Linked DNA regions of Mus musculus: regions 1, 2, 4, 5 and 6 are each linked to region 3. The links are chromatin loops, found by intact Hi-C in ENCODE. Cell type or tissue: gastrocnemius. All regions are shown on one strand. Region 1 has its middle 14 kb from the start of Noc4l. Region 2 holds the start of 1700016B01Rik (RIKEN cDNA 1700016B01 gene). Region 3 overlaps Ttc28 (tetratricopeptide repeat domain 28). Region 4 holds the start of Ep400 (E1A binding protein p400). Region 5 holds the start of Noc4l (NOC4 like). Region 6 overlaps Hscb (HscB iron-sulfur cluster co-chaperone).

Region 1 (5,000 bases), 630 kb before region 3:
CACACACCTCTGTCACATCTTTAAGGTTCAACCGATGTCCAAGAATCTTGTTTCCAATAAACCAGAAAGGAGCCACCAAGCCTCCAGGAAATGAAGCAAACGCTTGCACATAGATTCAAGATGAAGTCAATAAAGCAGTGACAGACACCGGGAGTCAAGCAGGTGACAGATGTGAGGAGAGTGGGCGTCACAGAGGCCTACCAAGGACTAAGGAACAGGAGTATGGGAGGGAGCTTCCACTTTGTTTGACACAAGCCGAGGACTCTTGAATAAAAAGAGCCCTCGGTGTGAGCTGAATTCCTACTCCTTGGTGGTCCCAGTCATGTGGGACTGAGATATTGCTAGTATTCAAAGGATGTTTTTATAAGGGCACAAAGTCCCAGTATAGATAAATGAACACCCGGGAAAGAGCCTTTTAAACCTGGCGGCTGATGAAGGAAACAGTTGGTCAAATACTTCAGAAGGGGATCTGGAAGCACAGATTGTGAGCCCCTAGGAACTACTGTCCGTTCTGAGTTGGTAGCCACAACGTAACTCATACAGGCCTAGGGTTCACTGTCACCACAGCTCAGAAAGCAATGGATGGTAAAGGGAGATGGGAGAATAGGCCCTTCAGGGGGACACTGACCCCAGAGAATTAAGAACAGGTAGCCGATCTCACCAGAGAGGGAACAGGCTCTGGTAACTGTCACCGGCTAAAACCAAGCCTGCTGACTTGTTTCCTAAGTGGGAATAGTGACCAGCCTCTTCTGATGGTTGCAAGGCCTGCTTATGGCTGTCACTCAGCTGCCCCTAGATCTCCTTATGGTTGGATGCCAGCCACAGCCTTCTAGGTCTGAGTAGACAGCCAGCAGCTGCTACAGAGGTTCCTACCTCAGGGGGACCCAGCCCTGACCTAGGAAGCTATTTTAAAAAGAGTTATCTGTGTCCACCAAGCCAGCCCAGCTGTAGAATAAATGCTGTTGTACTTTGTATATTCAGTTCCAAAGCAATTTGCACTCTGGCCACTGTACTAGAAGGGACACAGGCACAGACTACAGAAGGTATTCCTGAGCTAGCAGCTTGGCTCTGTGATGGTAAGAGTGTAGCTTTTTCTAGCAGCTACTGACCTAGAGGTGAGACCCTGAGAACAGATGAAGTTCCCTAGGGAGCATCCATGTACCCCAACCTCTAGTGGGGCAGTCATTTTTAGCTGGGGATGTTTGCCAAAGCACCAAGCATGGCTGTTATTTGGGAAGTATGTCACTGACATCTTCGTCCCTATAGCAAATTTGCTAAGTGCCAATTAGATGCTCAAGTGTCTCCACCTCCCTTCGGGCATGGGATTCATTACTTGTGAGTATGACTCGATTGCCTGAAGTATTTGCATCTCTAGGTAGAAGACAGGAGGGACAAAGAAGAAAGGACGAGGAGGAAGAGAAGAGTCATAAGGTGAAGCCATTGCACATTGAAAAGGGAGACTTGTTAACGCACAATAACTACTCAGTAGATGGGGCTGCAGTGAGCCCCTTATATTCATTCCTCTAAGACTCAAGAAGAGAGGGGGCTGGAGAGATGGCTCCGTGGTTAAGAGCACTGACTGCTCTTCCCATGGTAGCTCACAACCATCTGCAATAGGATCTGATACCCTCTTCTGGTGTATCTGAAGATAGCAACAGTGTACTTATATAAATAAAATAAATAAATCTTTAAAAAAAAAAAAGACTCAAGCAGAGAGGCCTCTCCTCTGCCTGTGTAGTCATAACAGAATACCTGAGAAATACTAACTAGGAAAAACAAATTAACGATCTGGAAATTCACAGTCAAGATGCCCTCAGTGAGGGCCTCCTGCTTCATGGTCACATAAGGTAGAAAACACACACACTGTTTGTATTCAAATGTTAGTACTGGTTCCTCGAGAGAGTCTCCTCACCCCACCCCACCCAGCAGACTACCTCGTCCTCAGGTGATACCATGTTGACCTCCCATTTTAACTGCCAATAAAAGGCTAGAGCCTGTGATTGGGCAGTGGAGGGGAAAAGGTGGGACTGGAGAGGGAGTAGGAGGCAGAGGAAGAAGGGGAAAGAGGACAGAGGAAGAAGGAGGAGGAAGCCATAATGGGCCAGAACCGCATGGCTGGGAGAAGCCGCAAGCAACAAGGGGTCTCATAGCTGGGGAATAAGTTAGTAGTATATTAGATTTTCCCAATCCACTCCCCTCAGCCCCATATAAATAACTAGGGCTGATCTCTAAAGGTGCACCAGGATGGAAATTAAACACCAAATGGGTCTAAGGGGTCTACAGACTGAGGCTCCCTCTCCAAACCCCAAGCAAACCTCAGCAACCAGTGGCAGCGCCCCTGCCCTGAGCTGGACATAGGCAGCGCCATAACATGGTTTGGGGGGGGGGGGGTCCCTGCGCCTACAGAAGAACCAAGGACCCTGGGGCACGACTGCCTGAGAAGCAGCCTGCAGTCTTCACAGCTGAGGATCAACAACTGAAAACACACACACACACACACACACATACACACACACACACACACACAATACAAAAAACCAAAATCTAACTTTCCAAAGCTTTCTCTCACAGGCACAGCTGGCTGATCTGGGTATCTCTACCCCGAGCAGGCCTTCCTGCGCTCGCTTTTCCTGTATCCCCCACGTCTAAACTGGACACGGAACAGCCAGACCTGCTCTCCCGACTGCAAGCTGCCTGAAATCAGTGCACATGCTGCCGACTGCAACCCAAACAAAAGCCAGAGAGAGGCTCAGAAGTCCCACGTCTTTCTACAGTTAGCCACCACCACCCACTTCCTGCGAATAAGATTCCGAGAGGACTGCAATGTCCTGAATCGAACACCAGGGGGAGACAAAGGTACAAGAAGCTCCAGATCAGGTACTGAGAATTCAAAATTGACAATCACAAAAATTAGATACCTCCTTTAATCCCAGCACTTGGGAGGCAGAGGCAGGCGGATTTCTGAGTTCAAGGCCAGCCTGGTCTACAGAGTAAGTTCCAGGACATCCAGGGCTATACAGGGAAACCCTGTCTTGAAAAACTGAAAGAAAAGAAAAAAAGAAAAGACTGGGCAATACAGCCTAAAGAAAACACAAGAACTAAAGGAATTTGTAGGTCATGCTAAGCAACAGAGAGAAGAAAATGAATACAGCCTAGAGGAAAATCTGGAACGAAAGGTACAGGATTCTATTGGTCAAGATAACAGAGAGAGGAACATGAAGGTTAGAGACAGGAGCTGGAAAAGATGCTAGAACAAAGAATGCAAAATTTCACAGGTCAGAATGAGCAGCAGAGAAGAAGAAATGAGAATTGGAAGTGAGACTTGGAGGAGAATCTTCTAAAATTAATCAGTCAAAATAAAATAGACATCACAATATCAGGATTACAACATAAAGAAAAAATAAGGTGAAGGGGAGCTCTGAGCAGGGGGTGCAGACACTTAAGGAACAGGAGGAGCAACAAAAGGAGAAGTCTGAGGCATGGGGGCAAGCTTTGGAGGAGAGGTTACAAAAAGATATTATTAGGTTGAACAAAACACCAGGATGACAGAGATACAAGCGCTAGAGAAATATTGGCACAGGGGCTGGAGAGATGGCTCAGTGGTTAAGAGCACTGACTGCAGCCGGGCGGTGGTGGCACGCACCTTTAATCCCAGCACTTGGGAGGCAGAGGCAGGCGGATTTCTGAGTTCGAGGCCAGCCTGGTCTACAGAGTGAGTTCCAGAGCAGCCAGGGCTACACAGAGAAACCCTGTCTCGAAAAAAACAAAAAGACTGGAAGGATGTGGTAAAAGCAATATGAGAACCCGGGTCACCTTTATAATGGTGCTTGTGGTGGAGAGAAGAAGCAAAGGAGATAGCCCAACAAAATAAAGCCAGAGGTAAGAATATTTCTGAAGTTCTGCTGCTTGGGGAAGGTCATTTTGCTGAGCTAGAAGTAGACGCTGAATATGATGAAAGCTTGATGTTATGTGCTAAGGCAGCCTTAAATGCTTGAGACGAAGTCGCAGAAAGAGTAGAAAGACTTGAACCTTTTTTTTTTCAGGCCAAGCAAGGTCTAAAAGAAACATTCCTTGACTTTTTCCAAAGGTTGTCTTTATCTGTGGAAAGAAGTACATTGGATCCATTAGTAAGAAAGTCCTGAATCAAGACTTTATCTTTTGAAAATGGGAATGCTGAATGCAAAGAAGTAATCAGACCATTGAAGGCAGGGTCAGCATCAATAGAAGAGTGGATTAGACATACAGTGGATGTTAGACCCCGTTCACCTGATATGACCTTAACAGGAGAAGCTGCCACTAGAGGCCTTGAGGCCATACAACATTTCTTAATCGTGGTGAGCAAGGTTATGTCAAAAGAAACTTCAGAGAAACTGGGCAGTGGTGGTGCACGGCTTTAATCCCAGCACTTGGGAGGCAGAGGCAGGCAGATTTCTGAATTCAAGGCCAGTCTGGTCTACAGAGTGAGTTCCAGGACAGCCAGGGCTACACAGAGAAACCCTGTCTTGGGAGAAAAAAAAAGAGAGAGAGAGAAGCTTCAGAGAAAACCAAATTAATTCCAAAAGGGAGCCCAAGCCTCCTGGGATATGCAAGAGATGTGACAAAGGCCTAGACACTGGACTAGGGAATGTAAATCAACAACAGACAAATGGGGTAACTCTTGACCAAAAAACTCCCAGGGTATGGGGTGGGGGGGGCTCTCGTAGGCCCCAATGCCAAACAGGAAAAATTCTCTTCCTCAGGACAATTAAACACCACTGTTGAAAATAGATATTATAAGACCAGATAACAAGGTTAAGACAAATTCTGTAGATAATTCGAAAAGGGCCCCAAACCAATATTTTGGCAAACTTCTATAGAAGATCAAAGGCCCAAGGTAAGAATACTAGTAAACAATATTGAGATCAAAGGAATGGTCAACACTGGTGCAGATGTCACCATTATCTCTCCGAAATCTTGGCCTGTAGGTTGGCCACTTCAAGAGGTAGACATCCAATTTCAAG
Region 2 (5,000 bases), 880 kb after region 3:
GGTACTGAACTGTCCTGGGGAAGGGGAAGAGGGTGGGTGCATGGTAGACAGGGGTCCTTCCATAGTTCTGACCCGAGAAGAGAAGACCCACCCCTCAGGGCCATAGGCAAGCATTCTGCTCTGCAGTCATTCCAAGGTGGGCTGTGTGACCTTGTTCCCATGGCATCTCCTCTCTGAGCCTCAGCTGCCTCACTGGGAGCAGGCCCCACTCCTTTTGATGCTCCCATCTCCTGATGAAGATGCCCTTTTGACGCCCCTAGAATCCAAGAAGACCCTGAGGAGTCTTGGACAAAAGGAAACCACTGGACAGGGACTTCCGACCAGGAGTCCCAGGGGCAGATATTGCGAGCCCGTGATGCAGGCTGTGTCGTCTCATCTGATTTCTACGCATCTGCACCATGTTCATACCCTCCTCCAATCTCACAGCAACCTGAGGGTGCATGCCTCCCTGTAACAGATGGGGACCGGAGACCAAGGCACCAAGTGGCCTCACTACATCACCAAGCACAGCCACCCACGTCTGCCCACTTCCACGGTCACTATCCTTCTCTGGAGCTCTCCACCCTGACCAGCCCCTTCCTCATGACCCTCACCCAAGGATAGCAAAATACAGTTTTGGAATCACACACAGCGGGATTCCCTGAGAACACACCACAAGCCTGGGAAATAAAAGACAAACTAGAAACATGAACCCGTACTCTGAAACCTAAAACTTTGATGAAGCAAATGGTGGTACTGTGGACCCAAGAGACATGAGCTGCAAACTCTGTGCCAGATAAGCAACTATGTCCATAATATGTAAAGAGCTCTGGCATTTCAACAATGAGGAGATGCTTGTCTTCAATAAGCAAAAAGTATGAATAGATGTTTCTATTTATAGATTACGACCCGAATGGCAAAAGAAAACAGGGAAAGATGTTTGACATCAGTTGTCAGCAGAAAAATGTATGTCAAGATCACAGTAAGAGACTCCTAGGGTAGTCAGAATAAAATAATCAGATCATTCAAGAAGTAGGAAATGATAAACAGCCTTTTTAGAAACAGGCTGGGAGCCCCTCAAATAATTACATACAGCACTACCATGTGACCCAAAACTTCCCTGACAGACACACCTATCCAAAGGAATGAAAATACACACCCACACAAAAGTTTCTAACAGGGTCATCCATAAAGCCAGAAGGAGGAAGCCATCCACAGAGGAACCCAAACTCGGGACCTCCATGCATTGGACTATTACTTGGCCCTTAAAAGGGAATAAAGAGTTTGGGGTGTATTATGGAATGGATGCACCCTTGGAACACAATGCCAAACAGGAACAAGCCAGACCAGGAAGACCCCACACTACTGGCTTCCACTGTGTGAGATGACCAGGGATACACAGATCCATGGGACAGAAAGCCAACAGGCAGTTTGGGCAGAAAGGAGAGGCACAGAGATAGACAGACAGACAGAGAGAAAGAGGAGAGACAGAGGGGAAAGGGGAGAGGGAAAGAGAGAAGAGAGAGAAGGAGAGAGAGAGAGAGGGAGAGAGAAGGAGGAAGAGGGAGACAGAGAGAGAGAGAGAAGGAGGGAGAGGGAGACAGAGAGAGGGGGGGGAGAGAGAGAGAGGGAGGGCAGAGGGAGAGAGGAAGTGACCACTAGGCAGGAGCAGGTGCCTTTGGGTGTATCCTCCAGTGAGACTATTGAGCAGTTCTGACCATGACTTACTTGTTCACAGGTATGGGGGACAGAAGTGTACACAGGAGCGCGCGCGCGCGCGCGCGCGCGCGTGTGTGTGTGTGTGTGTGTGTGTGTGTGTGTAGTCCCTCACACATGCCCACCTTGTTTACTGAGGCAGGGTTGGGATGGGAGGAAGGTGTCTTTGGTGAAGGTGGATAGCGGATAGCATCTCTCAGTGGCACCTCTGAAGGACCAGCACACCCAGGTGTGTGGCAGGGATCGAACTCAGGCTTTGGCTTCTATAGCAAGCATTTAACCATGGGTGTCTTCTCCCAGCCCCTAAATGTAATGTTAAACAGGAGCGTTTTATGGTGTGGGGCGACATTCAAACATCAATAAACTGGGAGCGTTTGTCTTGTTTCTTTTCTTTTTCTTTCTTTCTTTTTTTAAGGCAGCCCAGGCAAGCTGCAGGGCGTCGCAACTTTGAAACAAACCCTTACAAGCATCAAGTTCCTCTTTAAAATAGACTAAGCCACATGTCCTGTGGCTGGGGCCCAGCCAGCACACAGTAGGTGCTCACCTGTGAGAGGTTCCTCTCATGCTGGGCTGTGTGGCCCAGGAAAGCCAGGCACACACAGCCCCGGACCGACTGGGCAGGGAGCCGCTCACAGCTGGGTGACATAATTTAGATGGATGTCTCCGGCCATGCGTCGGGCAGGGAGCGGGCGGCCCGGGAAGAGGCCGTGGAGGAGCCCATTACCGTACACGTGTTAACAGCGCATCCTTTGTACCGACAGCGCGGGCGGGCGGGCGCGGGCCGAGGCCGCTCCCCGCATTGTCTGCGCCGCGGCCGGTGATGGATGGGCCAGCCCGTCTTGCCCGGGTATCGCGGGCCGACAGCGACACCGCGTGGCCATCATGGGAACTGCAGTCCAAGGGCGTGTGCGCAGAGAGCCAGCACCAGGCTTGCGTATTGCATTTAGCACGTTAAGGGGACCCACAGGCACATGACTTTTATTACCAAACATAAAGCGGGTACAATAAGGTTCAAGTCCTGCCTCCGAGGAATAATAGAGTGGCGTTCAGTAGGAGCCCAGCCCCACATGCGCCAGGCTCTGAGTCCCATCCCCAGCGCCCCCAAATTGAAAATTAAATTGTTATAAGTTGTTTGGTCGGAGTCTGTAGCATGGCTACTTTGCAGAGGTTCTATTCGGTTCCCTGCACCCACACGATGGCTCACAACTGCCTGTGACCCCAGTACCAAGGATCCCACACTTCTTCAGACCTCCATGGGCTTCTGACACACACATGGCTCGCAGACATATTACTCAGGCACACATGCAAGGAATATTTTTAGTTTTAAAAATATAAAAGTCTTTGCTGTGTGCTGGCACTGATCTGCAATCCCAGAACTTAGAAGCAGAAGCGTGCCTACCACAGATGTAGAGCAGGACCCTGTCTCAAAAGTGGTAAAGCAACCGGCTAGGTGAGGTGGCCAAAAGCAATCAGAGAATACTTTTTTAGTACAAATACATCCCCAACTCCAGAACATCTAACTCTCCTTATGAAAACTAACCTTGCATTGGCTTCTCACAGGGCTTTGCTGGGTGTTGTGTGTGTAAGTCTTGCACTGGGGTGAGTTTGGTCCCCACCCAGTCACCAATCTGCTCCCAAGACCATGGAGAAGCCTGATGCTTTGGGTGGCCAGAATCCAGGAGGCAGCCTAGGGCAGCCAGCCTCGTGAAGGTCCGATGAGTTCCAGTTCCTGAGTTGTTCTGGATACAAAACAGCCCTGCAAGGCTGCCGCCCCTGCCTCAGCACCAAAGCAGCCCTGGCAGCCAGGAATGAGGCACTCAAATCCATATACAGGGAGGGTGCGGCAGGGAGACAGGACAAGGGCACCCTAGACTTGACCTCAGTCTCTTCACATGCCAGAAAGTGACTCATGACCAATAATGAAGACCCTTCGGCAGCCAAGCTCCCAGAACAACCACCTTGGTCCTTAGAAATTCCAGATCTGTGTGACTCTGGAAGCTTTCTGTGCTGCTAGAGTCCTCAAAGAGGAGAAGCCTTGATGTAAAAATACCGCCATAAGCCTATGGGCAGTTTTCTTGATTAGTGATTGATGGGGGCCCGCCCATTGTGGGTGGAGCCAGTTCATTGTGGGTGTGGTCAGCCCATTATGGGTGTGGCAATCCCGTTGTTGGTGGAGCCATCCTTGGGCTGGTGGCCCTGAGTTCTATAAGAAGGCAGGCTGAGGGCTGGTGAGATGGCTCAGTGGGTAAGAGCACCCGACTGCTCTTCCAAAGGTCCGAAGTTCAAGTCCCAGCAACCACATGGTGGCTCACAACCACCCGTGATAAGATCTGACTCCCTCTTCCGGAGTGTCTGAAGACAGCTACATATAATAAATAAATAAATAAATAAATCTTTAAAAAAAAAAAAAAAAAAGGCAGGCTGAGCAAGCCATGGTGAGGAAGCCAGTAAGCAGCACCCTCCATGGCCTCTGCATCAGCTCCTGCCTCCAGGTTCCTTCCCTGCTTGAGTTCCTTTCCCGACTTTCTTTGGTGATGGGCTGTGGTGTGGAAGTGTGAGCAGAATTAACCCTTTCCTCCCCATGCTGGTTGTGGTGTCTCATCACAACAACAGTGACTCTAAGATGCTGACCAAGGAGGTGACTAAATCCAAGCAGTAAGAACCAATCAAATGAGAAACAAGTGCTCAGAAGGGCCTTCTGTCACGCCCCATAATGTGCTTGTCTCTCCCAAATCACCCTACAAAGAATTACCCCTACTTCACAGGAGAAAAACTTGAAATTCAGAGAGGGCAAGTCATCGACCCAAGGTCACACAGTGAGTTAGATGTCTAAACTCAAACTCAGCTCTCTAGATGTCCTTAAAATGCAAGGAATTGTCCTAGAAATGACAAGTTCCAGAGAAGGTAAGACACCCACACAGACTAGCCTCTGTTTTGCACCTTAAAAGTAGGTGTCCCCTCCAGCAACCCCTCTCTCTCCACAGCCCTCCCCCACCCCCAGTACCTCCACTCTCCAGAACAGAGATGGTTGCCAAGGAAACAACATTACCAAATAAGCCCCCATTGTCTGGGGCCCTGAGAGGAAATTCATAAGCCCAACCCCTGCTCATTGACCCCTGGTGACCCCAAGGGAGACACCAACCCTCTCTCCGAGCCCCTCCCCAACCCAGCTCAGCTCAACAAAGTGCACCCCAGAGGGGGCCACAGCCAAGACAGAGCTCCCTGAAATGGCCCAGGTAACTACTAGCCTAGGTTCCAGATGCTTACCTTAGTGGTACCAGCACTTATGGCTTTGTAGGTATGTC
Region 3 (5,000 bases):
CAAGCTGGTCCTCCCTCCCTCTTGGCCGTGGGGGTGTCCCTCTGTCTTAGAAGGACTCAGCCAGATGCAAGGAGGTGTGGGGTTGGGCTAGACTTGGCATCTTCTCCACCTGGGTGGCAAGGGATAAGATTTTGGCTTGTGATCAAGAACAGCAAGCCCAAAACTAGATGCAGGCCTCACCAGGCTGTAGTTGACACCTAGTAGACACCTTCTCAGTCCTAACATGTGCACAGACCCCCCCCCCCACCATGTCCCTTCAGTGTGGCAATTAAGGACCACTCTGCAAACATCAGCTGGCTTCCTGGTATGTGGGCAGCATCGCATGGCTGATGGCCCTCTTGCCAGGCAAGAGCGAGGCTGAGCGTGGAGACAAGAGTGTCTCCTCATTACTTCTTAATTCACTTTCCTGTCTACAATATGCTAATCCCTCAAGACTGTATAGAAGACTGGGAGGTGGACTCAGCTCAGCAGCCCCAGAAGCTCCCTACCTGAGGCCCTGTCCCAGGGATGACACTCCCCAGCTGCAGGTGACAGTGAGTGCTGGAGATGCCGCTAAACCCCAACTCTGCCCCCCACAGCCCATGCCTGGTAACTCCAGCCCCAGCCGGATATGCTAGTGCTGTGGGTGTCAGCCCCTTCGGAGGTCAAATGACCCTCTCACAGGGGTCACCTATGACCATCAGAGAACACAGATATTTACATCAAGATCCATAACAGCAGCAAAGTTACAGTTATGGGGTAGCAACAAAAATAATTTCATGGTTGGGGGTCACCACAACATGAGGAACTGTATTTAAAGGTCGTGGCATTAGGAAGGACAAGAGCCAGTGTGCAGGTGGGCCTGCAGGTGCTTCCGGTCCCCATGCTGACTACCCCCACCCCATGCCTGAGCATTCACCGTTCACAGGGAGTGGTGATGCAATCCTGGAAGAGGGCCTTGCAAGGTGGCCAGCACTACGTGACATGTCACTCCCAACAGAGTGGTGGCAAGATGGGGTTCATCCCTCACCCATACCCTGAGGCAAGTGGGTGGTCTCCAGACCCCCACTCACACAGTCTTACCCCTTCTCAGGATGCTAAGTGGAGTCAGATAGCCTCTACGTGACCCTGCCATCCACTCTCTCCATAGTCTGTCCCCTCTGTATGGCCCAGAGGAGTCCCAGGCTTGTCATTACTGACTCCAGATCTTTGCCTGGCATTGGGACATGACCAAGTCTGGCTTTCCTAGCTGAGTACTCTCTTCTTCGAAGATTCCCTGGTGCTTTGGGTATAGAGGTCTTTGCCTGCTCCCTTGCATTTTTTCTCTGGGTCTGTCTGCCCAACCCCACCCCCACCCCCGCCCTGGGCTGCACATCTCTAGAGACTGGATTTGCTCTAGGATTTCTTTCTCCACCCCCGAGGTGCTGGCTACCTTGCTACTACATACTTACATGTGCCTGACTCACTTAACTGGAGAGTGGGGGAAGGATAGAAGGGTCCTTTGGTCAGGTACCACCCCAGCAAAGAGAAGGCACCTGTGATGCTCAGCTGATGCCTCTAAGCACCAGCACAATGTAGCACTTCCCTGATCTCTGTTGACCCTTCTTCCCATAGCTGTAAAGGGCACGGTTCAAAGGAAACTGGGAAGGCTTGCCCCACCTTCTCTAACTGGCCCTGGAGGAAAGTCCCTCTGGCTTGCTCTCTCAGGCAACAATGGAATAGCTGTCACTGATAGCAGGCTTACAAGGAATCCAGCTGTTCCAGCTGCCTGGAAGAAGCAGTCACCCAGAGCCTCGTAGCTACATGAAGAGGCAGCACAGGATCTGACCTGTCAGATGGAAAGTCTGTGGTCCAGTCTCCCAGACCCCACTCACCCTCCTTAGATGCTGGCCCTGGGCTTCTAAAGCTCCAGCAAGCACTCACCTGTGTGTGCTTAGGCTCCTCCAGGCGCAAAGCAGGATCATTCTGGCCCCTGCGGACAGCTCCTCCCAACATATCTGAGGGGTCCTTGTGAACTCACAGGGAGCAACGCCCCGTGGGCTTGCTTTGGGGTGTAGAGCCTCTGCAAAGGGCTGACCACGTTGCTGTCATGGATAGGTGAGAAGGCTACTGCCCCTGCCTGTAGTCTCACCTCTCCATGCCAAGCACAGGTAAGGTCAGTGGGCCCCTATGCTGCCCCCGAGCAGCAGTGTCAGGAGGGACAGATGCCAGCTCCCTTGCCATCCCAAGCTTCTGCGGAAGGTGGTGGGCTCAGGGGCACAGCAGCGTCTGTCAGGGGAGACCAGGCTTAGTCACACCAAGCCGACAGCCGCCTCTTCCAACAGTGTGTGAACAATACGCCCTGGGTTGCACCTGCCCTGCCTCCTCCCTGCACAGCACAGGCTGCTGTGCTCTGCAGTCCTCTAAAGTGGGTTCATAGCCAAGGAACCCCCTCTTCCTGGGGCTGAGCTGTCACTTAGCTGTCCCAAGTGGAGCTGGGACTTAGCTGTCACTGTCCCAAGTGGAGCTGGGACTGGATGGCAAGACAGTGATCTACCGCCACCTGCTGGATCTCTGTGATAGTGCAAGTCCAGTGGCATACAAAGCTTGACCCCTGCCCTGCCCAGGGCAGCTGCAGAGATGAGAGACTGGAGAGGGCCCCTGAGGACTTCCTTGGGGACCTGGCCTGCTGCTGGGTCAATGGGAAGTGGGAAGGTGCCTGTCCTGTGCCAGCCCTGAACCCAGCCCCCTTGTACAGCCAGAAGGGAGCCAATGCTCTGCTCAAGCACGTCTTCAGAGAACAATGTGCACATCTCTCCTTCGGAGAGCACTGTCCCTGGATACAGAGTGTCTCTCCAGGGTCATCTGTACACCAATGGCTCTGGTAGCAAAGCTATAGCACACCCTGTCACTTGTAATCATATTTCCCGAGTAGAGGGGAATGGCTGCACCCCAGGAAATAGGTGGGACGGGGAAGACCTAAGGGAGAAAGTAGAACACAGGAGCCACAGCCGGGGAGGCACACAGGCCCCCTCCAACTGGCCCCGGAGGAAGCCCTCTGGCAACAACTGAATAGCTGTCACAAAACTAACAGGCAGAGCACTTGCCATACAGCCTGCTGCTCTGTCTGGCGTCTGGCACAGTTCGTGCCAGTGCAGGTCCTGCCGCATACCGTGGAAACAATACACTGCTAACACTCGACAGTCTCACAGAGTGTGCTACCAGCTGGCCACGTTGAGGCCACGAGCCAGGCTGCCAGGAGGATTCTGCCACCTCCTCCCCATTTACCTGCATGCTTAGTGGAGACCATGGTTCTGCCTAGCAGTACTTAATAACCTAAACATATTTTCTGAATCAGTCAGTAGTTGTCCTTGTCACCCTTTGAGAGTATGACTCCTGGAGGTCCTGGGGGTTGAAGATGCCTCTGTGTTAGTGAAACTGCCCCTAATAGCTGCTCAGAGTGCCCCTCCTCTACAGGCAACTTTCCAATCAGCTGCTCTCAGGGCACCCCTGTGAAATGGAGAGTCCCTGTCAGGGTCTGGCTGGGTTTGGCCAGCAGATCCTTGTCTTGTCACTTCAGCAGTGAGTTCACTGCTACTGAACGTCATCTTCCTTGTCAGCCTGGCCGCTGCACTGACCCTTCCTGACCCCTGTCTTTGACGGAGCACAATTGCGCCATGCGGGACCAGCACTCTGGGATGTTTGATTACATAGCTGACACCACAGAGATGCACGCACGCTGTTCTGTACAGAACTCAATGTTGTATGACAGTACCCCTGCAAGGGGCAAGCACGAGCTGGAGGTGACAGGCATGCTGAGAGGCCCTGCCTCTGGGCAACCAGAATGATGGAGGGTGAGCTTGATTCCAACCCTGGTCCTGTCTCCCCAGGAGCTGCCAGAGCATGACAAGCTTGTTCAGTGGTACGGTGTCACCCAGCAAGGATGGGACCTCCTCTCTGCCCAGGAGGCAGAACTCACTGGCCAAGCCCCCACTCCGTGCCCTGTACGATCTGCTCATCGCACCCATGGAAGGGGTAAGTGGCTCCTGGGACATGACACCCCTTCGTATCAGAATGCATTTGTTTTTCTGCTTGGTGCGCATGCGCACCATCACCCCCCCAGCGGATTTTTTCTGTTCAGTGTGCATGTGCACCCCCAGAGCACTCCACGGACATGCATTCTTCGCTGGCTGCTTATAGTCAGGATGGCAGGTCTGAGCTTGTGCTTTGCTTTGCTCTGCTCTACATGGGCTGAACGCATTTGGCTCAGTGTCCTCGTGTGCTCCTCGTCTGGTCTATAGGTCATGAGGCTCAACGTGTCAGTGCTAGGAATGAATGCCAGCCACGCCTACCTAATCTTAGATGTTTATTTGGATTGACCCAGGCCACCCCCTTGCTCTTTGCCTGGGTCTCAAACACAGAACCAATGTCTGGTGCTAAAGACACCAACTACAGCCTACCTTGCCCTCTTGCTGGCATATCCAAGCCACATGAGCCTGCCATATCCCTGCTTAATTCAAACAGTGCTCTTGGGTGGTACAGGGACCTTGGTGGGTCTGAGAATTTAGGGGCCAGTTTCAGGCAGGATAGTCACAGACAGCTGTTCTAAGGAGGCAGGAGCATCCCTCAGCAACTCTCTCTCTCTCAGGCACCGTGTATCCTTAAGAGACCACAGTTCACATATGACTTCTCCATTCCCTGAATGGGCACCTCCCTGGTCCTCCAGCGGTGTTTCACCTGGCCTAACAGCTGTGGGATGACTTTCCTGTCTTCTGGCAAGTGACCCTGGCCATCCTTCCTGATGTCTTTTCTCTGTAGGACTGTGAGGACCATCTAGAGGACATGTCGGGTTTGCACAGGGCAAGGTGTACAACACATTAGGGCTGCAGGCAGGGACTGTCACCTGGGCAGGGGGAACTGCTGTGTCCAGGGCCCTCCTCAAGGTCCCTTCAGGAGTTCCTGTCTGAAGCCTTCTCCTGGAAAGGCCAAGCCCCTCTTCCCTTCATGTTCCACCCTGTCCCTTCTTATCTTCACGCTCTCCA
Region 4 (5,000 bases), 500 kb before region 3:
TGGGGAGGAAGATGTGGAGTAGACCTTCAATCCTTTAGTACTCAGGTGGCAGAGGCAGGTAGATCTCTTTTGAGTTCGAGGTCAGCCTGTTTCAGGACAGCCAGAACTACTCAGTGAGACCATGTGTTTTTTGTTTTTTTGGGTTTTTTAAAATATATAAATAAATTAAGGGGGTTAGAGGGGGCTGGGCACTGCAGCAGGAACCAGCACTCCCAGATACGCAAGAGACTGAGGTAGGAAGATAACCTGAGGCCAGGATCTGAGGCCAGCCTGGGACACAAAGATTCCTCTCAATGGCAAGTAAATAAAAACAGCCAGGCATGATGTCTCACACCTGCAAACCCAGTATCAAGGTGGAGGCATCTGGATTGCTAAGAATTACAGACCAGCTTGGACTACTTAATGAGTCTAGTCCAGGCTGATTCGGACTTCCATGAGACTTTTTGTCTCAGAAAACCTAAATACGTAAAAAGAAGATTTAAAGTTAACATGTGGTTTGCCTTGTGGCCATCCAAATTGTATAATTCATATTCATTCATTCATTTTCTCTCTCTCTCTCTCTCACACACACACACACACACACACACACACACACACACCCAGGTACAAGAATCGCGGATCTTCGTGAGCTCAAGGCCAGCCTGGTCTAAATGGCGAGTTAAAAGGCCAGCCAAGGCTCCAGGGTAAGACCCTGACTTAAAATGGAAAAGCGAAACAAAACCAAAACCGAAACAAAACAAGGACCGTTTTTGCCACACGTATAATCGAGAGCACAAGTGACAAGTGCCAGGGATGAGCGCAACCCCCAATTCCAAGTCGCGGTGCTCCAGGATACTGGACCTAGGGACAGACCTGCGGAGACAGCGGCTCGGCGGCTGATGGTACACCTCCGAGCCCCGGCCCGGGGAGCTCTGCCAGATCCCCGGCGTCCTTCCCGCTCTGTCTCCGCTCAAGGCTCTACGTCGCGAAAGGAAGCCCCGCGCGCCGCGGACCAACGGTGCCGCGGGCGTTAAGAGCCCCGCCTTCCCGAGCGCTCGGAAACGGCCGCGCGCCTGCCCAGAAAGAACGGCGCACTCGAGAGCGCTGACCAGAGAAGGGCCTTGCTGAGGCCGGACCACGCGCCGAGCCACCGACCGGTCCCCTCTCAGCGCCGCCCGGCCCCTCGGCCCCGCCCGCCCACGACAAAGCGCCGCCGCGGCCTGGGCCCGCCGCGACGCCAGCAGCAGCAGCACCGCTAAACACAACCGCTCGGCACGCCGCCGTTGCCGCCTACCACCCACCGTCCCGCCTCTCACCCGCTGACGCTATCCCGTTCGCTTGCACCGCGAGCAAAAGCCGCGCTCCGCCGCGTCAGGACAGCCGGGAGGCTCGAGCGCGCCGCAGCCGCTCGGCACATCCGGGTCCACGGGCACAGGAAGTAGCAGCGCCGGTGCTACGGCGCGCGGCGAGGGACTAACGGTACCTATCCTGTAGGGCCGCTCGCAGCCGCGCGGGGTCGCCTGAAGCTGAGGCGCTGCTGACGGCGGAGGCAGGACCGAAGCGGCTTCTTAAGCAGGCGGTTAGGGGCGGAGCTGTATGCAGGAGGTGCGTTGGGCGGAGTTTGGAGAGCGGAGAGCCACCTCAGGGCCGCCTCCGAAAGGCCTCATCCGTACGAGGCGGGACCGCTTCGGACAGGACGAGGGGAGTCGGCGCACGCGCAGGGAAGGGCTGGGGGGGCTGAGGCGGTGCACGCGGGCTGGGGCGTGGCCTCATGGGTACAAGGCGGAGCCTCAGGCCTCGGGGAAGTTCCGGTAGACTCGGGAAGGGGCGTGGCCTCGTCAGTTGGGGGCGGACCCCGAGTTTCACTCAGTTACGCCACCTGGCGACTCGCTCCAGCGGGGGAGGCTGTTTAGGAAAGCTCGAGCGGACCTGATCGCATCCTCTGGGTGTGCTCCGCCTCCGTGGGAAATAGGGGACTAGCCCTATGAACAAAAAGGCGCCTGAGGCGCAGTGAGCAGAAGTCTGAAAATACATCCAGCATCATTAGACATCACAGAAATGCAAAAGAAACCACGACCCAAGAGGAGGTAAGATTGTAGTACGAGTTTGAAAAAGATTTTATATATATATTTTTTGTTGTTGTTGTTTTGTTTTGTTGTTTTGTTTTGTTTTGAGACAGGGTTTCTCGGTGCAGCCCTAGCTGTCCTGGAACTCACTCTGCAGACCAGGCTGGCCTCAAACTCAGAAATCCACCTGCCTCTGCCTCCCAAATGCTGGGATTAAATAAAGGCATGCACCACCACTGCCCAACAAAAGATTATAATTTTAAAAACACTATAAAAAAAAGGAAGAAATTAACTGAGCTTCGTGGCACAAGCTTGTAATTCAGTGGATCTCAGCCTATGGGTCACATATAAGATATCCGGCATGTCAGATATTTATTTCCATTACAACTTATAGCAGTAGCAAAATTACAGTTATGAAGTACCAATGAAATATGGTTGGGGGTCACCACAACATAAGGAGCTGTATTAAAGAGTCACAGCATCAGAATGTTTGAGAACCACTGCTATAATCCCAGAACTTGAGGCTGAAGCAGCAAGATCTGGGGTTCATGCTGGCTTCATCCATTCATCATGTTTGAGGCTGTCCTGGAATACATGAGACCCCATCTCAAAATAAAAAACAGGAGGGAAATGTGTTAGGAAGGAGCCAGTGGAAGTTGTAGGGAATAAGGGGAAATGAAGAGAAGGTGGATATGACCAAAACATACATGCATGAAACTCTAAAATAAAGGATCTTTTTAAAAGCTCAAGATAGGGGTTGGTGAAATGGATCAGCAGTTAAGAGCACGGACTGCTCCTCCAGAGGTCCTGAGTTTAATTCCCAGCAACCACAGGGTGGCTCACAACCATCTGTAATGTGACCCAATGCTCTTCTGGTGTGTCTGAAGATAGCTACAGTGTACTCATATACATGAAATAAACAAATCTTTAAAAAAAAAAAAAAAAGTCCAGGATAACTGGAAAGTTGGCTTAGCCATGAGAGGACCTGAATTCAGTTCTCGGAACCCACATCAGGTGGTTCACAACCATTTGTAATTAGCTCCAGATCTGACAACCTCTTCTGGCTTCCACAGGCATTCACATATACACATGACACACACACATACACATGACATACACACAAACACACACACACATTATAATTTTTAGAAACTTACAAGGGTTTCTGAGCACTGCTGCTTTTGCAAAAAAAAAAAATGAGGTTCCTAGCACCCACATTAGGGAGCTTACATGTACACACACTCACACACATACTTTTTTAAAAAAGATTTTATTTGTTTAATTAGGAGTGTGCACGTGTGTCTAAGTGTGGGATATGCATACATGAACGAGTGTCCTCAGAGGCCAGAAAAGAGGGCTGAGTCCTCTAGAGCTAGAATTATAGGTGGGTATAACCTGCACAGCACGGGTGTTGAGAACTGAACTTGGGCCCTCTGTAAGACCAGCAGGCACTTGTAACTGCTAAGCCATCCCACTAACCGCCAAAATAAATTGTCTATAAGTGTTTTGCCTGCCTGAATGCAGCCTGTTGGATCATCTGGAACTGGAGTTACAGATTGTATGGAGCCACTATATTGCTGCTGGAAAGCAAACCCAACTTCTCTGCAAAAAAAAAAAAAAAAAAGGAATACCCATTTTGAGGACATGACCCCTCCCTGCCTCACGGAGCTGTTACTCCTCTAAAACTGCTTGCTCGCCATTCCGAACAAACCAAAAATGCAGGTCATGGGATGAAGCCATCTGTGTAGGTCTAAGGGCCCCATAACACTGACTATGCTAGAGATCTGAGAATGCCTTCACCCATAAAAGGCGAGAGAGGTCTGGGAGGAGTACACTGTGGACTGAAAGGGCATTCCAAACCTAGTGCTGAGTAAGTGGCCGTGGCTGTCCAGGGATGAGGGATACATGGTTAGCACATAAGAAAGGAGACCCAGTGCCGGGCGTGGTGGCGCACGCCTTTAATCCCAGCACTCGGGAGGCAGAGGCAGGCGGATTTCTAAGTTCGAGGCCAGCCTGGCCTACAAAGTAAGTTCCAGGACAGCCAGGGCCATACAGAGAAACCCTGTCTCGAAAAACCAAAAAAAAAAAAAAAAAAAAAAAAGGAGACCCAGAAGGAGGTGAAGAATACTAGGGCATAAAGGTGGGGGCTGCTGACGCACGGTCCCCCTTGAGGTCTCCCAAGAATAGGCAGCATGAAATCACCAGTGTAGCCACTTCAGAGAAAACCGGGATGGTCTCAAAGGACAGGTCCGGATGGAAGGAAGAGAGTATCAGCAGCAGCCGGGAGCAGACTGCTAGTGGCTACATCTACTGCCTGCCCAGCCAACCACACCCCGTGCTGACCTTCTGTGCCTACCCCTCAGCTATCCCGAACACAGCAGTGTTGCACTCATCTCACAGCCAGAAAAGGAAAATAGGCAAAGAATAATTCACTAAGCAAAACATATTTAATAGGAAAAAAAAAATCACTTTTTTTAAAAAGTGCCCTTTCATGCTAAGGTGTATACACACGATGCATGGGCTAAAGTCGGCAGCTGATTCCTGGGATGAGAATTTAATATCCTGAGGTTATGAAGCCAGGCTACATCCACAAGCCAGCCCCCGAATTCTTGGCTCCCCCCCGTCCTGAGTGACAGGCAGGTGCAGAGATTCCAGCCTCAGCACACACAGCAGTGGCAGGATCTACAGTTTCAGTCAGTGTCTCCATCCCCTTCACTGCCCTCCAGGGAACTGGGGACCTGTAGGAAAGGGCAAACAGGAAAAGGACCATGAGACCTAACCTGGAAGCACTCCCATGTGTGGGCCTTGGGAAAAATGAAGGAATCCTGGGTACAGTGCCAAGTGCTTGTTGCTGAGCAAAAGCACTGGTGGGGCACACTCCTTTAATCCCAGCACTTGGGAGGCAGGGGCAGGAGGATTTCTGAGTTCGAGGCCAGCCTGGTCTACAAAGTGAGT
Region 5 (5,000 bases), 620 kb before region 3:
TGTCTGCCATTTCCTCTTCAACTGACAAGACAGGAATAATCCCCCCAGCTATCTGTTCAGTCTGCTGGCTCATGGGATGGCCTTAGGCGGTGGCCACCACGGTCCTCCAGGTCCCACCAAGGCCTCACCCTGAAGAGTGTGCGGGGGAAGAGGTAGTGGCTTTCCCACTGAGGCTTCTCCAGTGGTTTTGCTCCTTCCAGCTGCACAAACTTCATGAGTGTCTTGAGGGCCAGTTCCTGGGATGCAGAGAAGAGTGAGCGTGAGGCCTCCACCCTTCAGGAGGCCCCCAAAGCTCCTCTAGCCTCAGGGAGGAGCTCTCACAACCAAGCTTAGGACCGGGCCAAAAACCAGGAGAGAAAGGAGGCCAGACCCCAGCTTATCTCGCTCCATGTTACATGTGTGTGCCGATGGTGACCTGGGATAGAACTCTTAACAGAACTTGGCTTGAGGCATGTACACAGGGTGGGCCTGCAGGGGAGGCCACCTAACTATTCCCTTGTCCCCCCCAGTTTTGGAGGTGCCTCAACAAATGTGACAATGTACAAAGCAGATCTGCTGCCTGGAACTAGGGTTACAGACTCCATGTCTTTAGGTCCGGATGATTCACAGCACACAGTGGAAAAGAACAGCAATAAAGATGTCTAGGTAGAAGTCTCTCAGACAAGTGAAGGAAGAGATGCTCGCATCAAAGGCCTCTACCCCTGTGCTGTGAAGTACTTTAGAGATGAGAGGAAAAGCTGGGCTAAGGGCTTCAAGACTCACCTTGACCTGGAAGGTGGGATGGGCCAGGAGTTCCTCTAGGCGGTTACAGCAGCTGTGGTATCGATGTCTTATCCACACCTTGTATTTGTATGTGGCTCCCTGGGACCCTGGGGACAGAGTTAGGAGAGCTAACTCACACTCATATTTATGTGTGCCAAGCCTGACCAAGGTCCCAAACTCAGCCCCAATCTTCCGGCTGTTTCTCATCTTCACAGCTGTAAACTATTTAAGATGCCAGACCGGGGCTTGGGAAAGACGATTTCTGAGCCCTGCAAACTGGGAAGGGGGTATTGAAATGTAGTTCCTCTCGCTTTGCCTCAGAACCTGGGTCTCCCCACTAGGACAGAGACAGTATCAAACTCGGAAATGGCGCAAATAAAACATGGGTGTGTGTGTGTGTGTGTGTGTGTGTGTGTGTGTGTGTGTGTGTGTGTGTGTGTGAGAGAGAGAGAGAGAGAGAGAGAGAGAGTGTGTGTGTGTGTGTGAGTGAGTGAAAACGGCTACGTATACGGATTCACGCAGTCCTGGCAAGTATACGGATCTCAACTCGCTTCCTGAGCTACAATGAGTGACTGCGTCGTCCTCCCAGATCGCATGGTCTATGACAAGGCCCTGGCTCGGGGGTGCATCCTAAGTTGACAAGGCGTCCCACCGGAACTGCCTAGCGGAGAGTACCCCACGCCCTCCAGGTCACCCACCTGCCAGGGCCGTGTCTTCGCTCGGCAGCGAGCCCACGAACAGCTCTTCCCGCTCCAGCAAGGTACCGAAGAGTCGGCTGCACGTGCGCACTCCTTCCTCGATTTCCTCGGGCTCCTCGGACTGAACACGGGGAGGCCCCGACAAGGTGACGCTCGGCCCCGTCGCGACTCCCACTGACCTGGCCGCCCCCAGGTCCGCCCCTGCGGCTCACCTGAAGCACAGCCAAGATGTCGAACACCGCGTTCGCTTGGCCACGACTCGTCAGCACTGCCTCCAGGAGGCGGCCGAGCTCTTGCCTGGAGCTCGCCGAAGCTGGGTGCCGCTCCATGCCGCCGCCGCCGATGCTGCTCCCGGTTCCTGGAAACCGAAGTGTGCGCCGAGCGGAGTCGCGCCCGTGACGTCACCCGAGCCTCTAGGTCGCGGGGCGGCGTACGTCATCAAAGAGCGCCGGAGAGGAACCGCGGCGTGGGGCAGCTATGGCGCTGTTCCACATAGCGCGGTACGCGGGCCCAGAGGCCGCGGGGCAGGGGGATACGGACGCAGAGGCGGGCAGCCGGGCTCGAGTGCTGCTCGAGCGGCTGCAGAACAGAGCCCGTGAGCGACAGCAGCGGGAGCCGGAGCTCGAGACCACAGGAACGGCCGGGGAAGGGGAAGCGGCAGCAGCAGGCAAGCGGCGACGGCGGCCCCGACGGCGGCGTCGGGTGAGCGGCTCGGCGACTCCGAACTCGGAGGCTCCTAGGGCGAAGCGGCGGAAAGCGGACAAGGACGTGGACGCAGGTGGGCCGTGAGTGCGCAGTGTGGACGGGGCATGGAGGCTCTCTGTGCTGCTGGGTTGACATCCCCCTACGTTGTGCTGTGTCGCTCAGGGAGAGGTGAGGAGGCTCCGGAGGAGCTCAGTGCCGGCGCAGAGGACCCGGGTGCGAACCCTCAGGAGGATGTCCAGAGACCCCCGGCTCCAGGCCGGGTGCTGGGGGACTTTGCAAGAAGAAAGACGCCGAAGGTGAGTGAGCCTGTGCGCGGTTCTTTTTGTCCTCCCGGGACTCTTCAGTTCTTAGCCGGGGGGTGGGGGGGATTTCGTTTTGTTACGTGACCTTAACTACTGAAAGTGGGAGGTATGCATGGGACACTCTTGAAACTGAAATCCAGACGGATAAGAACTTTTGGGATAAGCCCCGTGGCGTGCCTTGCTGTCCCTGTTGAAAGCAACATTTCTTGGTGCATGAAGACAGTTTGCTGGGTTGGTAGGCTTATAGGCAAAGTATCCAGATTGTGTTTAGTGCACTAGGATAGGGTGTCTGCTGGTCCGGGTGTCTTGTCCAAAGGTTGCCAGAGTGGGAGGTGGTGAAGGGTTGAAGAAAGACTGGTTAGGGTCTCTTAATGTTGTAGTTCCTGGTTTCTAATGACTCCACAAGCCTGGAGCCTTCTGGGGGACGTTTGCGCTGCTTCTTGCTTTCAGGTTCAGCCTTTCCTGCCAGCATGGTTGGCTAAGCCAAGCTGTGTCAAAAAGAGTGTCACCGAAGATCTCACTCCCATTGAGGACATCCCTGAGGTTCACCCTGACCTGCAGAAGCAGTTGAGAGCTAATGGCATCACTTCCTACTTTCCAGGTGCCTAAGCCTTGGACAAATGATGGGGTGAACTCCCCGAGGCAGCTTTCCCTGGGCTGTTAGAGCTGTAGTGTCAGGGTTGTGGTTTAGGGGTCCCCACTACACATCAGATCAGCGAGCTTCCATATTCTTGGGTTCAGGTCCTTGACAATTTTCCAGCCCTGGTGGCATCTTTGTCCGGGAGAATTCCTGGGTGAAATGGTATAACACGGCCTATACTTGACACACTCCTTTCCTTCTCTCCTTCCAGTCCAGGCAGCTGTGATTCCCGCCCTCCTCGAAAGTGCTGACCATGGGTTTCTCATAGGCAGAGGTGGCTACCAACCTAGTGACCTCTGCGTCTCTGCCCCAACGGGCAGTGGGAAAACACTGGCCTTTGTCATCCCCGTGGTACAGGTGAGTATGAGGGCAGATTCCCCGCTGTAGCACAACAGGGAGGGTCCCAGTGGCACAGATGGTCTCTGTCTCTGCAGGCCCTGTTGCATCGAGTGGTCTGCCACATCCGTGCACTGGTTGTACTTCCCACTAAGGAGCTGGCCCAACAGGTATTACAGCTCTGCGTCCAGAAGTCTGTATCCCCATCTCTAGTCGCCCTGCATATACATGCTACTTACCTCTTGACCTCCTGAGTCACACTCAAGGGTCTTTGCTTAGTCTGCCTTAGGCCAGTGACGGACTCCTTTTGCAGGTGAGCAAAGTATTCAACATCTACACAGACACCACGCCTCTGAGGGTTGCCTTGGTGACTGGACAGAAGTCGCTGGCTAAGGAGCAGGAGAGTCTTGTCCAGAAGACGTAGGTGTGCCAGGCGGTGGCCTCTTGAAGAGGTCATTCCTCAGCCCAGCTGGTGTCCTTTGGTTGGGGTGGTGTCCGTGCTTTACATGCGAGCTTGGCGTTAGATGGCCCCGGGAGGCGCTTCCTTCCTCTGAGTCTCTGTGGTTTGCAGAGCAGATGGTTTCCGTTGCCTGGCCGACATTGTGGTGGCCACACCTGGCCGCTTGGTGGACCACATTGACCAGACTCCAGGATTCAGCCTCCAGCAGCTCCGCTTCCTGGTAGGCCACCGTCTGGACATTGAGCCTCTAGCTGGGGTGATCTCGACAGGGAGTCTTCATCCAGCCCTGGCTCTTGTCTGCTATAGATCATTGATGAGGCTGACCGGATGATAGACAGCATGCACCAGTCCTGGCTGCCACGAGTGGTGGCGGCAGCCTTCTACAGTGAGGGCCCCACGGGTTCCTGTGCCCTGCTCCAGAGGACACAGCCCCAGGCTCTGACTGCTGCCAGGTACCCTGCCTTGCATGAGGGCCGGCTCCTCCAGGTGCTGCTCTCTTTCTCAGCTCCCTGGCTGGCCCTGTCTATAACAGGGATCGGGGTGGCACAAGGAAATCTGTCACCCTTACATGCCCTTCCTTTTCCAGCACCTGTGTCCCCCAGATGCCTCTGCAGAAGCTACTGTTCTCAGCCACACTGACCCAGGACCCCGAGAAGCTGCAGCGCCTTGGCCTCTACCAGCCACGGCTTTTCTCCACAAGGCTGGGACAACAAAGTCCTAAAGACACAGCTGAGGTGGATGAAAACTCGGGGAAGTACACCTTCCCCGTGGGGCTCACGGTGAGCAAGGAGGACCTGTGGAGCAGGCTAGGGTGTGGGGGCAGGCTGGTGCCTAGGTCCAGGGCTCCTGGCTAGCGCCTGCTGTCCATCTCCCACAGCATCACTATGTGCCGTGTAGACTCAGCTCGAAGCCACTCATTGTCTTACACCTGGTCCTCAGGATGAGCTGCTCAAGGGCTCTTTGCTTCACCAACTCCCGAGAAAACTCCCACAGGTAAGGTGAACTAAGGTGGGTGGAGCCAATGTACACTAGACTCTCGTAACACCTGGCTTCTATTTCTTCTCTGCCCAGGCTGTACCTATTAGCACAAGCTTTTG
Region 6 (5,000 bases), 430 kb before region 3:
AACAAACCCAGTAAAATAAAGTGCTCAGTGGTCGAGCACTTACCCAACAGATTTAGGTTCCTTCTCTGTGTAGCCCTGGCTGTCCTGGAACTCACTCTGTAGACCAGGCTGGCCTCGAACTCAGAAATCTGCCTGCCTCTGCCTCCCAAGTGTTGGTATTAAAGGTGTGCACCACCACACCCGGCTAGATTTAGATTCCTAACAGAAGAAAAATATTTAAGACTGTGATATAAAAATCCAACCTAAGTGGGTGGAGATGGTACATACCTTTAATTTCAACAACCAGGAGACAGAGACGGGTGGATGCCTGAGTTTCAAGCTAGCCTGGTCTACAGAGCAAGTTCCAGGACAGCCAGGGCTACACAGAGAAACCCTGTCAAAAAAACCAAAAAAACCCAAAAAACCCCAAAAAAACAAACAAACCAATCCAACCTAAGCTTTTGGCCCACTGTTCTGTTCTACAATGTGTGTGTGTGTGTGTGTGTGTGTGTGTGTGTGTGTGTGTGTGTGTATGCAAGTATTGTGTAGGTCAGAAGTCATTTGTGTGTTACTCCTCAGGCAACACCCAACTTTTATTTTATTTTTAAAATGACATTAATTACTTAGAGTGAGAGAGTACTTGGTTGGGTGTGTGTGGGTGTTTGTGTGTTGTGTGTGCCCCAGCAGCTGTGTGGAAGTCAGAGACAGCATGTGGAATTGTGGGGATTGAACTCAAGTTCTCCTGGTTGTGCACCACGCACACATGTACACAAACACCTTATGACCCCAGGCCTTGCCCTGTAGCAGCTCTGTGTGTCAGTCTCCACCTTTGGGCCAGTTCTGTGAAATAACTAACTAGACCTATATCCCCTGCAGGCTTTCTAGTGACCCTTGACTGATACACCATGGAATGAAATGGAAACTGAACAGGCTGGGTCAGAAGGTCAGGGTTTAGGCGATTGCTCTGCTGCAGATCTGTGTGATCCTGGGGCATTTTTACTAACTTCTACCAACTAGCGGGGTCATTTTCATCCCCAGAAATAACGACAGCATGTAAATAGCATGCTAGATAGAAGCAACTGTTGCAATACTTGGAGTATGATTACATTATTTTTTTTTATTTTGTTTTTTCCGAGACAGGGTTTCTCTGTATAGCCTTGGCTGTCCTGGTTGATTACACTCTTGCTTAAAGCTATCTTCCAAAGTCAGTTCTTGCATGACAATTAAGGCCAAGAAGTGATTTTCTTCCTTCCTTCCTTTTTTTTTTTTAAAGACTTATTTATTTTATGTTTATGAGTACACTGTTACTCTGTTCAGACACACCAGAAGAGAGCATCGGATCCCATTACAGATGGTTCTGAGTTACCCTGTAGTTGCTGGGAATTGAACTCAGGACCTCTGGAAGAGTTCTTAACCGCTGAGCCATCTCTTTACCCCCCCAGCAAGTGTTTTCCTTCTCATTTCCCCTCTAATGTGGCCGTGTCCTCCTTGGGGAAATTAAGCATATTTATTATCATTTTTCCCTTTACCTCTGACAGTGGCTTCTATCTCTTCCATGGCGGCCTCACTTTGGGCGTCTGCGAGTCTTTCATTGATTTCCATGATTTCCACAAGGAACTGACTGTCTGCTTTGTAATCTGTCCCTTCAGGAATTTCTATTCCCTGGAGCTTTAGCTATTGGGGAGGAGCACAAAGAAAAGGAGTTTGGTTAGGAAACATTCAGTGTTAAGTAAATACTGCTCACTCCTTCAGAGTACACGGCACTCCTGGGGGAAGCCTTGAGTGTCAGGTGAAATGGAGCCCAGAGCCTAGTACATGCTAAATAAGCACTGTGTCCCTTCAGAAACTTGAGCTGTCCTAGTAACAGTGAGTGCTGGTATAGGACCTCACTCTGCTGAATGTACCATCAAAGCGATGGTTGGTACCTCACACATCTCAGATGTTAAGTGAGTCTTTATAAACTTTCCCTCCAGTTCTAAAATCGCCTAGATGTCCTTACAAAAAGACTCCCAAGTACTCTTTTTTTCTTTTTTCCTTTTTTTTAGTTTTTCTTTTTCTTTTCTTTCCTTTTTTTTTTTTTTTTTTTTTTTTTTTTTTCCGAGACAGGGTTTCTCTGTATAGCCGTGGCTGGCCTCGAACTCAGAAATCTGCCTGCCTCTGCCTCCCAAGTGCTGGGATTAAAGGCAGGCGCCACTATGCCCAGCCCAAGTACTCTTATCAAATTCATTGAAAATAGTTAAAGCAATAGTTAAAGCACTACAATCAGGGGTGACATTAGGATATGCAAAAGGATCCAGGTCTGGCTTGGTGTGGGGCTGCATCCCAAGTTACTCAGGAGGCTGAGGCAGGAAGATCACATGTCAATTCCAGCCTGGGCAGCTGAGTGAGACTGGTTCAAAAAGTAACAAGGCAGCTGGGGATATAGTTGAGTGGATTCAAAACCTAGTACCATCAAAGCGAACAAGCAAACAAATGGAAGCAAGCAAATGAAAGAAAATCCAGTAATCATCAAGCAGGGGCCATAGCTCAGTTCAGAGTGCTTCCTTAGCACAAGGCACTAGGTTCAATACCCAGTACTGAAGGAAAAGAAAAATTAGGAACGAGCTGGATGTGGGTGTGGTGAAGCAAGAGAATTAATAACCTGGAGCCAGCCTGGGCTACAACCAGTGATGTTTTCTTTCAAAGGAAAATACAAACAAACAAGATGGATTTACAAAGAACACTGATTATTCTTGCATAAAAATTTAAAATTTTTTTTCTTTCTTTCCTTTCCTTTTCCCATCATTTGCTTCCTGGACCAGGCTAGGTCTCATACAGAGGAGTCCCAGACAGATGGGTTGGGAAATCACCTTACAAGATATAGTCCTCTGGTCAGGGGAGCCTGAAGAGTCTTATAGGCATCATTCACCAGGGTGGAGTGCTTGTCAGAGAAGTGTTTTTCAGTCTGTTCACAGAAGTAAAAACAGTTTTATCATTACAAGAGCTGGTCAAGCTGGCGTGTGTTCCGTTATCTGGGAAGCCAGATAAAAGCTGGGAGGAAATGACAGCTCTGGGGCCTGGCTGTCTAGGGGCAGGCTGCCACAGGGTGGAGCTAGCAGCCCAACTCTTTCCCAGAGCAACAGAGCTACCCACCCAGTTGTGCCCATACATGGGGACTATTGGGGGGAGGGTCAGTAAATACCTGAGACTTTTGGCTGAAGAAATCTGGGTGGACAAGCCGCTGCAGTTGCTGGTACCTGTGCTGAAGTTTCGTAACGTCCACCCTGAAGGAGCGGTTGCTGGAAGAAAACCAGATATCATTCATAGTTCCAGCCATTTACTACAGTCTGGTTCTGCTCTCGGGGAGGATGCAATAAACGCGTAAACAAAGGTTATTTTTAAGACCTGGTAGCTGCAATGAAGGGAAACAGAACAGGTTCGGAAGAGGTGGTATAGGTATGACATCAGAGAGGAGACCCAAAGGAGCGAAGATCAGAAAGGGACATGAGCGGAGAGACGACACTGACCTGGCTGGAAGGTCGATAGCTTGACGCATTAAGGGAGGTTAGTGTAATGCATGGTAAACTCTTGGTGACTGAGGGTCTCTATAGGTTGGGCAAGAACTTTAGTGTCAAGCCACTCCCTACTGCCAGGCCTCTTTTTATTTTTTATAAAAAAAGATGGATTAATTTATTTAATCTATGTGAGTACACTCTTGATCTCTTCAGACATACCAGAAGAAGGCATCAGATCCCATCACGGGTGGTTGTGAGCCACCATGCGGTTGCTGGGAGTTGAACTCAGGACCTCTGGAAGAGCAGCCAGTGCTCTTAACCACTGAGCCATCTCTCCAGCCCCTTTTTACTTTTTTATTTTCTAAAAGATTTATTTATTTATTATATGTTAGTACACTGTAGCTGTCTTCAGACACCCCAGAAGAGGGTGTCAGATGTCATTAAGGATGGTTTGTGAGCCATCATGTGGTTGCTGGGATTTGAACTCAGGACCTTCGGAAGAGCAGTCAGTGCTCTTAACCGCTGAGCCATCTCTCCTGCCCCACTTTTTTATTTTCTTATTGGTTATTTTCTTTATTTACATTTCAAATGTTTTACTTTTTGAGACAGAGTTTCTTGTTCTGTTTTTTGTTTTTTTTTGTTTGTTTGTTTTTGAGACAGGGTTTCTCTGTATAGTCCTGGCTGTCCTGGAACTCACTTTGTAGACCAGGCTGGCCTTGAACTCAGAAATCCATCTGCCTCTGCCTCCCAAGGCGTGGGCCACCAACATCACCCTCAAGACAACACTTTAGCCTTCTTTATAGGTGGGCTAACAGGTATGTCATTGGGTCTAGAGCCTTGGCATTACAAAATTTGGGTGTGGGAGAGGGAGAGGGGGAGGGGGAGGGGGAGGGGAAGGGGGAGGGGGGAGAGAGAGAGAGAGAGAGAGAGAGAGAGAGAGAGAAATAGAGCTAGAAATACCTTATAGACTCCAAACTTGCTATATAGCCAAGTTTAGCAACTTAAAAAAGAAATCCTGGGTGTTACTCAATTGCCCAGGGCTGAAAATTTTGCTCCTCCTCCTTTAGCTTCCTGAGTAGTTGGAATTACAGATAGAGACTACTATACAGAGCCTTTGATAACTAGAAGCAGGTATTCTTTATTTATTTTTGTTTTTTTAGAGAAAGGGTTTCTCTGTGTAGCCCTGGCTGTCCTGGAACTCACTCTGTAGACCAGGCTGGCCTTGAATTCAGAAATCCGCCTGCCCCTGCCTCCCATGTGCTGGGATTAAAGGTGTGCGTCACCACTGCTCAGCTTTTTTTTTTTTTTTTTTTTTTATTCTTTTAAAGCATAGTCCTGGGATTTGAACCCAAACCTTGGCTAATACAAGGATGTGTTTTATCACCACTATGAAGTAAGGATTCAGCACTCCTTTCTTTCCAGGGAGTGATTCCAACTGAGTCTGTGCAGTCTGCTACTGTGCAGCCCTGACTGTAGGATGCAAACTGGACTCTGTATCTTTTTGCTTTTGTCTGGAGGTTGGGATCA

The links. Peaks named below come from ENCODE experiments on the same cell type or tissue, not always from the same donor. Only the 100,000 strongest peaks of a DNase experiment are listed, where the experiment ranks them.
Region 1: a loop joins it to region 3, with 4 times the contacts of the local background. A loop is called at or near these places in 5 of 42 quality-filtered maps.
Region 2: it touches region 3 in a loop (9-fold over the local background); 16 of 42 quality-filtered maps call a loop at or near these places.
Region 4: it touches region 3 in a loop (15-fold over the local background); 13 of 42 quality-filtered maps call a loop at or near these places.
Region 5: it touches region 3 in a loop (5-fold over the local background); 3 of 42 quality-filtered maps call a loop at or near these places.
Region 6: it touches region 3 in a loop (3-fold over the local background); 11 of 42 quality-filtered maps call a loop at or near these places.

The regions. Positions count from the first base shown.
Region 1 is chr5:110,636,890-110,641,889 of GRCm38, forward strand. No RefSeq gene overlaps it. Among named protein-coding and RNA genes, the nearest start is that of Noc4l, 14 kb to the right of the region's middle. In gastrocnemius, a CTCF peak has its summit at 2,831 (motif pointing right); a DNase peak (open chromatin) is centred at 2,821; H3K4me3 peaks cover 248 bases.
Region 2 is chr5:112,151,424-112,156,423 of GRCm38, forward strand. It overlaps 1700016B01Rik (RIKEN cDNA 1700016B01 gene), which reads left to right and starts at 4,804. Exons shown (of 2, transcript NR_166436.1): 1 at 4,804-4,931. In gastrocnemius, no CTCF peak of the experiment used is centred here; a DNase peak (open chromatin) is centred at 2,535; H3K4me3 peaks cover 1,341 bases; H3K27ac peaks cover 1,808 bases.
Region 3 is chr5:111,267,347-111,272,346 of GRCm38, forward strand. It overlaps Ttc28 (tetratricopeptide repeat domain 28), which reads left to right. Exons shown (of 23, transcript NM_001267622.1): 14 at 3,849-3,993. Among named protein-coding and RNA genes, the nearest start is that of Gm35628, 35 kb to the left of the region's middle. In gastrocnemius, a CTCF peak has its summit at 2,538 (motif pointing left); DNase peaks (open chromatin) are centred at 9, 2,530, 3,114 and 3,472; H3K27ac peaks cover 2,337 bases.
Region 4 is chr5:110,769,197-110,774,196 of GRCm38, forward strand. Ep400 (E1A binding protein p400) reads right to left here and starts at 1,521. Exons shown (of 52, transcript NM_029337.2): 1 at 1,296-1,521. Pus1 (pseudouridine synthase 1) reads right to left here. Exons shown (of 6, transcript NM_019700.4): 6 at 4,471-4,783. The coding sequence ends at 4,736. It overlaps Gm15559 (predicted gene 15559), which reads left to right and starts at 1,753. Exons shown (of 2, transcript NR_152254.1): 1 at 1,753-2,066. In gastrocnemius, CTCF peaks have their summits at 1,467 and 1,878; a DNase peak (open chromatin) is centred at 1,670; H3K4me3 peaks cover 2,249 bases; H3K27ac peaks cover 2,103 bases.
Region 5 is chr5:110,651,551-110,656,550 of GRCm38, forward strand. It overlaps Noc4l (NOC4 like), which reads right to left and starts at 1,832. Exons shown (of 15, transcript NM_153570.2): 1 at 1,673-1,832; 2 at 1,461-1,581; 3 at 763-869; 4 at 129-236. The coding sequence starts at 1,789. It overlaps Ddx51 (DEAD box helicase 51), which reads left to right and starts at 1,901. Exons shown (of 15, transcript NM_027156.3): 1 at 1,901-2,238; 2 at 2,328-2,461; 3 at 2,918-3,068; 4 at 3,319-3,464; 5 at 3,542-3,613; 6 at 3,757-3,863; 7 at 4,015-4,123; 8 at 4,210-4,355; 9 at 4,490-4,682; 10 at 4,781-4,896; 11 at 4,975-5,000. The coding sequence starts at 1,938. In gastrocnemius, a CTCF peak has its summit at 1,936; a DNase peak (open chromatin) is centred at 1,879; H3K4me3 peaks cover 2,491 bases; H3K27ac peaks cover 1,229 bases.
Region 6 is chr5:110,833,147-110,838,146 of GRCm38, forward strand. It overlaps Hscb (HscB iron-sulfur cluster co-chaperone), which reads right to left. Exons shown (of 6, transcript NM_153571.2): 2 at 3,161-3,257; 3 at 2,834-2,923; 4 at 1,509-1,653. Among named protein-coding and RNA genes, the nearest start is that of Hscb, 4.1 kb to the right of the region's middle. In gastrocnemius, a CTCF peak has its summit at 3,062 (motif pointing right); a DNase peak (open chromatin) is centred at 3,066; H3K27ac peaks cover 411 bases.